Regions from separate parts of the Homo sapiens genome. Here region 1 is linked to region 2. The links are chromatin loops, found by intact Hi-C in ENCODE. Cell type or tissue: CD14-positive monocyte. All regions are shown on one strand. Links, peaks and the distances in the headings refer to the core of each region. The heading gives the core; the rest is flanking DNA.

The links. A loop is a pair of places that touch in the nucleus more often than their neighbours do. Peaks named below come from ENCODE experiments on the same cell type or tissue, not always from the same donor. Only the 100,000 strongest peaks of a DNase experiment are listed, where the experiment ranks them.
Region 1: it touches region 2 in a loop (2.5-fold over the local background); 2 of 110 quality-filtered maps call a loop at or near these places.

What each region holds. Positions count from the first base shown.
Region 1 is chr5:140,462,157-140,468,711 of GRCh38, reverse strand. It overlaps ANKHD1-EIF4EBP3 (ANKHD1-EIF4EBP3 readthrough), which reads right to left. Exons shown (of 36, transcript NM_020690.6): 10 at 3,936-4,045. ANKHD1 (ankyrin repeat and KH domain containing 1) reads right to left here. Exons shown (of 34, transcript NM_017747.3): 10 at 3,936-4,045. Among named protein-coding and RNA genes, the nearest start is that of ANKHD1-EIF4EBP3, 64 kb to the right of the region's middle. In CD14-positive monocyte, for the core only: no CTCF peak of the experiment used is centred there; no DNase peak of the experiment used is centred there.
Region 2 is chr5:140,522,237-140,528,791 of GRCh38, reverse strand. It overlaps ANKHD1-EIF4EBP3 (ANKHD1-EIF4EBP3 readthrough), which reads right to left. Exons shown (of 36, transcript NM_020690.6): 25 at 4,552-4,726; 26 at 2,349-2,796; 27 at 1,718-1,864; 28 at 770-919; 29 at 1-608. ANKHD1 (ankyrin repeat and KH domain containing 1) reads right to left here. Exons shown (of 34, transcript NM_017747.3): 25 at 4,552-4,726; 26 at 2,349-2,796; 27 at 1,718-1,864; 28 at 770-919; 29 at 1-608. It also overlaps the pseudogene LOC124901194. Among named protein-coding and RNA genes, the nearest start is that of EIF4EBP3, 22 kb to the left of the region's middle. In CD14-positive monocyte, for the core only: no CTCF peak of the experiment used is centred there; no DNase peak of the experiment used is centred there; H3K27ac peaks cover 1,195 bases.

The sequences.
Region 1 (6,555 bases), core at 682-5,681, 60 kb after region 2:
CGGAAAGATGTTATATCACATATATTAAATGTACATATTTTGGGTATACAGAAATGTCTAGAGAGATACACAATATATTGTTTAAATTTTTTAAAAAATCTTATAAAAGAGGACTTGGGTCTATGTTTTCTATTTATAAGATTTAATACAGATAATAAACTGATCCATAAGATATTTTTCTTTCTATTAAGGGAGGTCCATATCAAATCTCATTTAAAAGGAAATAAGTTCCAGGAAGAAGAACTACAGAGTACTAATGTACCCATGTCTAAATTACCTAGTTTCCAATTGCTCAACTATTTTTGGAAAATGCCCAATATAGTTCACTCAGTCAGCAGAATACAGTCCAAAGAAAGCAACAAAGGTCAGAGGGCTTACTTTATGGTTACAGAGGTAAGTCAGTGATAAACTACGTTTTTGTTTTTTTGTTTTTTTTTGTTTTTTTTTTGAGACGGAGTCTTGCCCTGTCACCCAGGCTGGATTTTAGCACATACCTGTAATTCTAGCTACTCGGGAGGCTAAGGAAGGAGAATCATTTGAACCCAGGAGGAGAAGGTTGCAGTGAGCCGAGATCGTGCCACTGCATTCCACCCTGGGTAACAGAGCCAGACCCCACATCAAAAAAAAAAAAAAAAAAAAAAAAAAAAAAAAAAAAAAAAGAATTAGTACACTTAAACCTTAAACTGAGAACATATCTATGAGATGCCAGGAATGAAATACATCTCCACTGCATGCAATGGGGGATGGACAGTCCTCTATCTGCAAACTGCTGGAGGAAATTATTATAGCCCAAAACAGATATTAGAAGACAGCAGCAAAGAATGAAGGACAAGTAAGATGGTACTGCCTTGTAAGATAAAGTTGATAAGAATTACCAGTCACTTTTTCCCAGGACTCAGGGACTAATCTGCCTGCTTTACTCTGAGGTTTCCCTGTTTTTGACTAGAACTTTTTCTTTCCTCTGGCCTACAATAAAGCCTGAAATAAAATTTATTCATAGGTTTTATATTTTTTTCACTGTCACAAATTTTACTCACAAATATTCATAGGTTTTAAATATAAAAGTTATTATACTTTCCCATACTTTCCACATTTTCTTTTTCTCCTAAAAAATTATTTTAAGAGAAGGGTCTCACTATGTTGCCCAGGCTAGCATACAATGGCTGTTCACAGGCATGCTCATTGTGCACTGCAGCCTTTAACTCCTGGGCTCATGCAATCCTCACACCTCTGCCTCCTTGGTAGCTAGGACTACAAGCCCAGCATTTCCACATTTTATATGAAGAACAGTATTGCTTTTTATAATGAGGAAAAGAAATAATATTAAAATTAAGATATCAGTCCACAAATAGCAAAAGCATGGAAGAGGCTATACATTTTTAAAACTTAAAATCAATATATAAAATAATTCAAAATAAGAAAAGGTAAAAAGTTATACATATAGAGTTATTAAATCTAACAGTATTTGTAATAGTGAAAAATGAAAAGCAAAAGTTCCATAATTAATGAACGAGTATGGTTCATCAACTTGATGGAATATGATGCAAGAGTTATAGAGACTATATAGTAATATGGTAAAGATTATGATAGAACACAAGAACACATAGTGAAAAAATAGAAAACAACTGTATTATATATTGTGTCTATAATTTCATGTAAATATGAATGTAAAAATAGATTGCAAGATAAAAATGAATAATTATGTTAGAACAATGGCATTACTTCTGTATTGAATAATTAAGATATGTATTTATCTGAGCCTTTTTTTTTTTTCTCCCAGATGGAGTTTCACTCTTGTTGCCCAGGCTGGAGTGCAATGGCACTATCTCAGCTCACTGCAACCTCCGCCTCCTGAGTTCAAGTGATTCTCCCAAGTATCTGGGATTACAGGGGCCCGCCACCATGCCCGGCTAATTTTTTTGTATTTTTAGTACAAACAGGTTTCACCATGTTGGCCAGGCTGGTCTCGAATTCCTGACCTCAGGTGGTCCGTCCGCCTCGGTCTCCCAAAGTGCTGGGATTACATGCGTGAGCCACTGCGCCTGGCCTATCTGGGCCATTTTTAATCTTACATTTTGAAAGTAAGTAAATACGGTAAGTTCAAATAGCTCTATCTGTTCAATTAATGTAGTTCTTCTAAGGAACTAAATAATAAACACTCTATTTTAACTAATTCCAGAAGACAGTAAAAATAAAATATTTAAAAATGTAACAGATATTAACTTGGTCACAATCAGTATGGTTTTGTTATACATTAGAGTACATTTACCAGATAGCTCCTCTTTTATCCTATTTAATTTTTTTCTTTTTTTTTTTTTTGAGATGGCGTTTTTGCTCTTGTTGCCCAGGCTGGAGTGCAATGGCGCAATCTAGGCTCACTGCAACCTCCACCTCCTGGGTTCAACTGATTCTTCTGCCTCAGCCTCCCAAGTAGCTGGGATTACAGGCATGTGCCACCACACCCAGCTAACTTTTTGTATTTGGTAGAGACAGGGTTTCACCAAGTTAGTCCGGCTGGTCTTTAACACCTGACCTCAGGTGATCCACCCACCTCGGCATCCCAAAGTGCTGGGATTACAGGCATGAGCCACTGCACCCAGCCCTATTCAATTTTTTAGAAGAACTCCCAACAGGTTAAGACAGTGACTTTGTTGTAGAAAATACAATGAAGAGAGAATCCAGGTAAGAATTTAGAGGATAAGAGTATTAAATTTTGCTTATATTATCTAAGCTTTTAAGTTCTACTCTATTTCTTTATTTTGAATGACAAACTTCAATTCCTAATTTTTATAGACGACTCAAAGCAACTCTATAAAAGGAAAAAGATATAGAAAGAAGTCAAAAGACTAAGATGTACTTAACATATATTGCTGTCACAATTCTCAGACAAAAAAGCATACCTCCCAAAAATTATAACTGATAGGGAAGGTCCTAATTAATAAGAATGAATGATAGTGTTTTCATTACAATATTTTGTATTAGTAGAAATGATAATAAATAACAATCATACTACACATTTATTTTGGTTAATAATTATTTTCCAATAATGTTCTCAGGTATCTACTTGGATGATTTAAAAGGTAATACTTGCATAGTTTTTTCTAAATAAGCAAAACTAAGAAATCTAATTCTCTATAACATTTACAGCTATGTATGTCACACATAAGTTTTTAAGAAATGTATCAGAGAATTCTGGGAAAAACTCTAGGAAGCAGTTTAAAGCACTCTCACAAAATAAAAGCTAGGCAAAGCACACATTTCAGCAAGAGGCATGAACATTTAAATGGAATATTATTTTTATATAGATTATTACACATATGAACCTGCCACCTAATTTGAAATTTTGAAAAACCAAAACAGAAAACACAAAAAGAATAGAATTTGTAGGAATGTACTAGAAGGATGATTAACAATAGTAGCTTTGTTTTGAAATGTCTAATCAGAGAAACAACAGAAATCATTCAAAATGATGATGGATGTACTAATTACTCTGATTTGATAATTACACATTATATACATGTATTGAAATATCACTCTGTACCCCATTAATATGTTCAATTATCATGTGTCAATTAAAATAATAATAAATCACTCAAAGTGACTTGACTTGTTACTCTATTCTGTGAACACATCATTGAATTTATGATATATCTAACAGATGGCAGTTTAAAAAGCACAGGAATGTCAAATGGGGGTGGAGTGAAAGGAAGAAACAAACTAGTAGTTTTACCTAGGAAAAGAAACAGTATGCCCTGTTCAACACTAAGTATTTTCAAATACATTTAATACATACAACAACTAGAACAGGTAGCCAAGCTTTTTTAAGTTACTGTATACAAAGTACGCAAACCATTGATCTTTAGTGTTTTCTAAATGTTAAGTATAAATGGATATTAACATTAACGCAAAAATATTTGAAATTAAAAATATCTTACTAAATCAGCCCCTGCTTGAAGTAAAACATCTGCAACATCCGTATGTCCATTTTCACAAGCATAGGTTAAGGCTGTGTCTCCTGTTGCTGTTGTAGCATGCACATTAGCGCCTAGCAAACAAAAAAGCATACATTTACTTTGTGAACTGTAAAATTGTATTAGATAGTCCAATTTTGCAATCTGGTGAAACTGAAGAATTCAAAATGTGAAAATATCAAAATGCATTTTAAGTATACTAGTTTTCCTTTAAATATGCTTTATAAAAATAATTTGAGTCATACCAAAAAGAACTAAACCAAATGATTTTAAAACACAGTAATTTGCCCTTACATCAGTAGTAAGATATACCCTAAGGAATAAAAGAGCTGCAAAACCAAAAAATATTAAGCATTTTTCAGAAATCATATTGGTGGTACTTTTGGTTTGTATTCAGAGACAGTTCTATGGATATTGTGGTATAAATCAAATGAGCAATTATTTCGTGAGAACAGAAATTTTGGGCATGGTTAAGGGAAAACACAGATATAAGTTTTTTTTTTTTTTTTTGAGAGATAGTCTCACTCTGTCGCTCAGGCTGGAGTGCAGTGGCATGACTCAGCTGCAACCTCTGCCTCTTGGGTTCAGGCAAGTCTCCTGGCCCAGCCTCTCGAGTAGGTGGTATCACGGGCACATGCCACCACGCTTGGCTAATTTTTGTATTTTTAGTAGAGATAGGGTTTTACCATGTTGGCCAGGCTGGTCTTGAACTCCCAACCTTAGGTGAGATATAAGATTCTTGAACTTAAGTAAAAATCTTGTGGTTCTAGCCAGGCATGGTGGCTCAAACCTGTAACCCTTGCACTTTGGGAGGCTGAGGCTGAGGCGGGCAGATCACTTGAGCACAGGAGTTTGAGACCAGCCTGGGCAACGTGGTGAAACCCTGTCTCTACCAAAACAAACAAACAAACAAAAAAATTAGCCAGGCATGATGGCACATGCCTGTAGTCCCAGCTACTTGGGAGGCTGAGATGGGAGAATTGCTTGAGCCCAGTAGGCGGAGGTTACAGTGAGCCCAGATCATGCCACTCCACTCCAGTCTGGGCAACAGAGCAAGACTCTGTCTCAAAAACAAAACAAAACCAAAAAAAACCCTTGTGGTTCTGAATTGGAAGTACTGAGGTGGTCCCTTAGCATCCTTCGAAGGTGACCAATGAATTCCTGATATATTTGATCTATAAGAAAAATATATATTCCCCAGCCCTGACCAACTAAAGCCTAGAGACAATGGTAGTAGACTAAATAAGCATAAATAGCATCTCTAGCTTAGATTGTGGTCTCTAAGTACCATTTACTAAATAATGAAATTAGGGCTTCTTAGAAAAATGACTGATCCCAAGGCTGGAGCAGGAACTGTACAAGATGAGCCTGGAACACTTTGCCATATGAGAAAGCAAGGAAACTATCAGAGACTACAATGAGGTCATGTCAAAAGGATTTAGGAGCTAACCTTACTGACCAAAGATATTCAAACTGTCCCATCTTCTGACAATTTTTACATCACAAAGAATGACCGTGATGAAGTAAAGGCCATCTTATATATTTAAATCTGAAAGTTCAAAATGATGTTCAAATAAAAAACAAAAAAACAGGGCCAGGCACAGTGGCTCATGCCTGTAATCTCCGCGCTTTGGGAGAACAAAGTGAGAGGACTGCTTGAGGCCAAGACTTTGAGATCAGCCTAAGCAACAAGCAAGACCCCACCTCTACAAAAAATAAAAAAAAAAATTAGCGGGGCATAGTGGTGTATGCCTGTAGTCCCAGCTACTTGGAAGGCTGAGGCAAGAGGATCCCTTGAGCCCAGGAGTTCAAAGTTGCAGTGAGCCACAATCACACCACTACATTCCAGCCAGGGTAACAGAGTGAGACCCTGTCTCAAAACAAAACCAAACAAAAAAACACTTCACTGATCACCTTTGAAGGATGCTAAGGGACTACCTCATCACTTTGGAAACTGGCAGATAAAGGGGGAAAAAAAGACAAACATTTTTCTTGCCATTCTTTTTTTTTTTTTTTGAGATGGAGTCTCGCTCTGTCACCCAGGCTGGAGTGCAGTGGCACCATCTCGGCTCACTGCAAGCTCTGCCTCTCGGGTTCACGCCATTCTCCTGCCTCAGCCTCCTGAGTAGCCGGGACTATAGGCGTCCACCACCACGCCTGGCTAATTTTTTGTATTTTTTAGTAGAGATGGGGTTTCACGGTGTTAGCCAGGATGGTCTTGATCTCCTGACCTTGTGATCCGCCCACCTCGGCATCCCAAAGTGCTGGGATTACAGCCACCACGCCTGGCCTTTCTTGCCATTTTTATATGATGATTTGTATTTAATTTACAGGCAAATAGTTGAGGGAAAGTTTCTCTTTATAGATAGTCAAGGAAGGAATAAACAAAGAAGGAATAAAAGAACTTAGAGTATCACCCCTTTGTAACCCCTAAGGAATTAATGGATCTAAGCAATGCTCATCAATGGCTAATAATATCACAAAAAGAGAGACAACTATATACTTATTACCTCCTGAAGAAAGTATACAAATACCACCTATGAAGTATCCCATTAAAAAACAAAAAAAAAAGAATCAAACCTGA
Region 2 (6,555 bases), core at 674-5,673:
CACACAGTTGCTGACTGGCAGCAACTACAGAAGAGACAGTGATAGGACAACTGGCAGTAGCTAGTCCAGCAGACTCTGAGGGTAAAACAGTCCCGTTCTGGTTAGGTAGACGGCTTGTGTTATTATGCTTTGGAGAGCTATTTGTGTTGCCAGGATTCACAGGTCTCACTGGGAATGGTCCCCATGTGTTAGGAGAAGGTGAGAAGGTTCCTCCAAACTGGGCCATGGGTAAGCGAGGATGCCGAATCTGTTGCATAGTTTGAGCAGCCAGCAGGGCAAAATGAGGGTGAGGATAAGCTAAGGGTAGAGAAACTGGGAAAGAAGAACGTACATTTGTTGGAACATTCTTATTAAGTTTATTAGCGGGCTGGAACGTAGATAACGTTGTTGCCTGTGAAGTTACAAGAGTTGGAGCACCCAAAGGAAATGCATTTTTACTGGAAGCTGCTGTGGTACCTACTCCAGATGAGAAGTTAGCATGAATTGATTTGGTGCTGGCAGGTGTTCTGATATGATTTTTAGGAATCAAGTCTTCCAGTTCCTTAGCAGGATCTTGAATGAGTGCATTGATTAGTTGAACTGCATATCTTGTTGATTCTGTGCCACCCCTAAGGGAAAAAAAAAAACAGAAACAAGACCAAAAACATTAAAAAAAAAAAAAAAGGTAATCTTAACCATCAAATAAAGTTCTTAATTATACCATACCTGACAAAGGTATGCTTCTTATAATTTCTACTCAGAACTAGCAGTATACATTTTGCACAATTACCTTATTGTGATCATTCTCTCGCCATTCTTATCTTTTTGTTTATCCACATCAATATGGGCACCAGTAACATCCTGTATTGCAGTGATGTTGCATCCTCCTCTTCCCATTATCCTCGACACCACTGAGGCTGGAACAGACAATTTCTTTGACCTATAAAATGAAGAATACACATGAGCTTATGAAATTAAATGTCTCTTTATTAAGAAAGATGTCTTAGTAAGTATGTTCATGGACATTTTGGAGAATAACATTTCTTAAATGCTAAAGAGGAAATTATTAAAAGTTTTTATTTTAGAAATTGATCTCTTGTAATATTGAATTGAATTTAGTAAAGTTAAAAATTACATTGCTCTGCAGTTTCAGAGAACCTAATTTTAAAAATTACACTGCCATTGAAAACAAAAATTATATTTAAATCACTCACAATATAAGCATTCAAATCTGCCCAAAATATTACACATCAACTAAACTGCAATGACCCTGTTAAAATAATGAATACCATATTATTAAAATCCACACAGAATAACTATGCTAGCATATTCATTTTAAACCAGTATCAACAGCTCATACTTAGCAATAAAAAATAAAGCCTCAGGTCAATGATGAGCTGACATGTATTCTGAATCTAAAGTTGATTATTAGTACTTTAGTTCTAGAATTACTGAGACATGAGAAAGAAAAAAAGCAAGAGAAAGCCTTTACATTTGAACTACATAAAAAGCAACTGAGGTTATCCAAAAAAGCCAAAATTTCTTGTGTCATATAAAATATGCATGCAAAATTTACATACTGCTTCTAATTTTGCTTTAGCATATTCTGGATTTAGTGTGGCAATGCAGTTTAAAATAATAACCACATTCAAATTATTCATTAATTAACTAGGTAGCCATCTCACATGAGAAAGGGAAAATATATGAAAGCTAAAAAGATGGAACTAATTCTATTTACCTTCGTACAACTTCTTTCCACCCTTCTTCTCTTTTCTGACCCCTTTTAGGGCTAGTGAGATTCAGCTTTATGTTTGGAGAGCTTAATGGCAATGACACTGTCTTGTAGCTGGTTGACAAGGAATTAGGAGTCACTTCACCTTCAAGTCTAAGAAGAGACAAATAGCAAGTACAATAAAAGATAAGTTTTAAGATAGAAACTCAAGAGACTATTCCTTTATAGCCAGAGTTACGCTGAAATATTCGTATTAAACTTTGGCACATCAAATAATCAATGAGTCAGAAAAACAGAAATAGAGCAAAGAACCCATCATTTATTTTAGTATTAAAATGGATTCAGATGCCAAAAATTAGACTATAATCAATAAAAATGACATAGATAAAATCAAAGCATGCAAATATTTTCAACTTCAGACTATGAATCCTATAAAAATTTCTAATAATCTCATTTCCTAACTAGCAAATGATAAAGAGGACATGGGTGAATTTCAGTTTTGAATATTGAAGATAGATAATGTGGTAGACTTCAATTGTTTAACACAACTTGTACTTGGATTAATATACTTCAAATTCTTGTACCAGGCATGAAGAAGGAAAGGTGCAGGTAGAGTTAACAAATCAGAAAAATTTACCGTGTCTGAGTTTTGGAAGTAGCAGTACTTGTCTTTTCTTCTTGGGAATGAAGGAGCAGTGAGGGGTATTTAGAGGAATTCACATCCATCACAAAATTTAACTCTTGGCTTTTACCACCACTGCTACTCTCACTGTTGCAGTCTGTGCTGTCCAAGTTATCTGAATCACTATTCCCACCTGCACCACCACCTCTAGGTTCTCCATTTATTTTATTTTTATCTGCCTTTTGTTGGGCTAAAGACATATGTTGTTCTGGTAAAATTAAATGTGCTGTAGGAGGGGTTTCTTTTGTTTTGTTCTTCTTATTTTTCCGATTGGTGCTGGGAGTTGTCACCACATTGGCCCTTTTTTTCCCAAACACATTTGTGAATGTTGCAGATGTTGCAGAGATTCCAATCGTAGTGGTGGTGGTTGCACTAGGAGGTTCTATGGGAACTTCTTGCTCCACTGAAATTGTTAAAAAGAATAAAAATCATACTGAGTCACAGATCTCAAAACAAATTCTGACAGAATATATTTGATAATTCATAATAATTCAGTGTTTTACATCATATTTTCCTTTCACCAGTATTCACTAAGAAATAAAGAAATCTTTTTTTTTTTTTTTTAGATGGAGTCTTGCTCTGTCGCCTAGGCTGGAATGCAGTGGTGCGATATTGGCTCACTGCAACCTCTGCCTCCTGGGTAGCTGGGACTACAGGCATGTGCCACCATGCCCGGCTAATTTTTGTACTTTTAGTAGAGACAGGGTTTCACCATGTTGGCCAGGCTGATCTCAAACTCCTGACCTCAAGATCCACCCGCCTCGGCCTCCCAAAGTGCGGGATTACAGGTGTGAGCCACTGCGCCCAGCTGAAATAAAGAAATCTTTTACTGTGGCCAGGTGCAGTGGCTCATGCCTGTAATTTCAGCACTGTGGGAGGCCAAGGCAGGTGGATTGATTACTTGAGCTCAAGAGTTCAAGATCTCCTGGGCAACATGGCGAAATCTTGTCTCTACAAAAAATACAAAAATTAGCTGGGGATGGTGGTGCATACCTGTGGTCCCTGCTACTGGGGAGGCTGGGGTGGGCGGATCACCTGAACCTGGGGGGCAGAGGTTGCAGTGAGCCGAGATTGCACCACTGCACTCCAGCCTGGGTGGCAGAGGGAGACCTCATCTCAAAAAAACACACAAAAAAAATCTTTGCTCTTGTTAGCCTAATAAATATTTACTATTATTTGTTGTTAGAACAAATATAAAATATATTTTCTTGTCTAAGGTGGTATAGGACACACATACTAGCAACATTCTTAATATTCTTTTTTTTCTTTTTATTTTTTTTTTGAGACAGAGTTTTGCTCCTGTCACCCAGGCTGGAGTGCAATGGCGTGAACTCGGCTCACCACCTCCGCCTCCCAGGTTCAAGCAATTCTCCTGCCTCAGCCTCCTGAGTAGGTGGGATTATAGGCATGTGCCACCACGCCTGTAATCCCAGGCTAATTTTGTAATTTTTTTTTTTTTTTAAGTAGAGACGGGGTTTCACCATATTGGTCAGGCTGGTCTCAAACTCCTGACCTCGTGATCCGCTCTCGGCCTCCCAAAGTGCTGGGATTACAGGTGTGAGCCATTGCACCCGGCCCAATATTCTTAATATTCTTAATTCTAGTCTCATGAACCCAAACCACAATATAATTTGAATTTAGGACATTTTTCAAATAGTATTTTAGAATTAGAATCCAAGTAGAACAAAATTATTTGCCTACTACAAGCACTGCCAGACAGTACAATAAATAACTCTTTGAGAGTACTAAACCCATCTCTACTGACATTTCAGGCCTCTATATCCTTGAGCCTGAATCTCAGCTAAAAGTAAACTGAGAAATTTTACTTCTAATCAGGAGAGGAAGAGTTAGAGAAGAATCTCAAAAAAAGGTGGCAAACTTCTCACTGTATTGCTTTTAGTATATATGCAGTGTTTTACAAGGTGACTTAAATTACAACTGAATTTATTCAAATTATGCGCTTGTTTTCCCTCTTGTTTCTCTGCATTAATTTACAATGCAAAACACTTACAAATATTTACTATAAAAGTCATTGTCCATTTCAGATTAATAAAGTAATCAAATGTTTAACTAGAGTTAACTAGAGCAAAGAGCACTCAAAATGAAGTTGATAAACAAAGGAGAATTTTATCGTTAATTCAGATGGTTTGTTTCTCACCATCTTCATCATTCTCCTCTTCATCTTCATCCTCTGGTAGTTCCGAATTCTCCTTAGGTTTGTTTTCTTCATCTTCTTCCTGTTTCCTTTTCTGTTCCTCTTTTTTCTTTTTTCTCTTTTCTTTTCTTTTTTCTCTTTTAGCAGCAAGAGCCTGCTTTCTGCTCTCTTCTCTTGACTGGAAATAAAGCAGGTATATAATTTTACCAATAAGGCAGTAATGTAAAATAAAGAATGAAATGATATTTTTATGATACACAGGGATTTCCATGGATGTTACTCTCAAAACACATTTATAAATGCCAACAAGAAAAAATAAACTGGACACCATCAAAATTAAAAACTTTTATACTTCAAAGGAATCATCAAGAAAGTAAAAAATCAGCTGGGCGTGGTGGCTCACACCTATAATCCCAGCACTTTGAGAGGCCGAGGTCGGTGGATTACCTGAGGTCAGGAGTTCGAGACTAATGTAGCCAACATGGCGAAACCTCATCTCTACTAAAAATACAAAAATTAACTGGGTGTGGTGGCACGGACTTGCAGTCTCAGCTACTCGAGAGGCTGAGGCAGGACAATCACTTGAACCTGGGAGACAGAGGTTGCAATGAGCCGAGATCATGGCACCGCACTCCAGCCTGGGTGACAGAGTGAGACTGTCTCAAAAAAAAAAAAAAAGTAAACAGTCAACCTATAAAATGGGAAAAATATTTTTGCAAATCATACAACTGGTAAGGGACTTGTATCTATAATATATAAAAAAAAAATCTTACAACTCACGAATGAAAAGACAGTCCATTTAAAAAACAGATTATGAAAACATCAAGTTATATGCAGGCTGGGCATGGTGGCTCACGCCTGTAATACAAGCACTTTGGGAGACTGAGGAGGAAAGATTGCTTGAGCCCAGGAGTTTGAGACTAGCCTGGGCAATATAGCAAGATCCCATCTCTGTAAAAAAATAAGAAAATTAGCCAGGCATGGTGACCTATGCCTGTAGTCCCAGTTACTTGGGAGGCAGGAGGATTGCATGTGCCCAGGAGTTTGAGGCTCTAGTGAGCTATAATCATGTCACTGCACTCAGCCTTGGCAACAGAGTAAAACCCTGTCTCTTAAAAAAAAAAAAAAAAAAAAAGGAAAAAGAAAAAAATTAATTAAAAAAAAAAACCAAGTTATACATTTTAAATATACACAAATTTTTATTTGTCAAATATACCTCAATAAAGCTATTTTTTAAAAACAGAAAAAGGATCTGAATAGACATTTCTCCAAAGAAAATATACAAATGACCAATAAGCACAGAGAAAGATAGATGTTCAATATCATTAGCCATCAGGGAAAATCAAATCCAAGTCACAAGATATCCACTTCACACCCACTAGGATGGCTACAATCAGAAAGACAGATAATAATATTGGTGAGGATGTGGAGAAATTGAAACCTTCATACACTGCAGGTAGGAATGTAAAATGGTACAGCCACTTTGGAAAACAATCTGGCACTCCTTCAATCCTTCAAATAGTTAAACACAGAACTAGCATATGATTTAGTAATTCCATCCATAGGTACATGCTCCAGAGAAATAAAAACATTTTCATACAAAAACTGTATACTTATTTATAATTCCATTATTAAAAGAAAAAACATCATGATCAAGTAGAGTTATTCTAGGAATGCAAGAGATAGCTTAACATGAAAATATTTTGTTGATAATTAAAGAGAAAAAGTATGATTATTGAGAGATGCTAAAATTTTGATAGCAAATTTTAGTTTAAAAAAACGTAGTAAGCTAAAGAGAGAAGAAAAGGTTGCTTACAATCATTGAGCATTGTTTATAATTGCCAAGAAGTGGAAGCAACCCAATGACCATTAACTGATAAACAGATAAACAAAATGTGGTCTGTCTACAGAATAGAATTGTTTTCGTATTTGGCAATAAAAAGAAATAAAGTACTGATTTTGGCTATAACATGGATGAATTTTGAAAACATTTCACTAAGTGAAAAA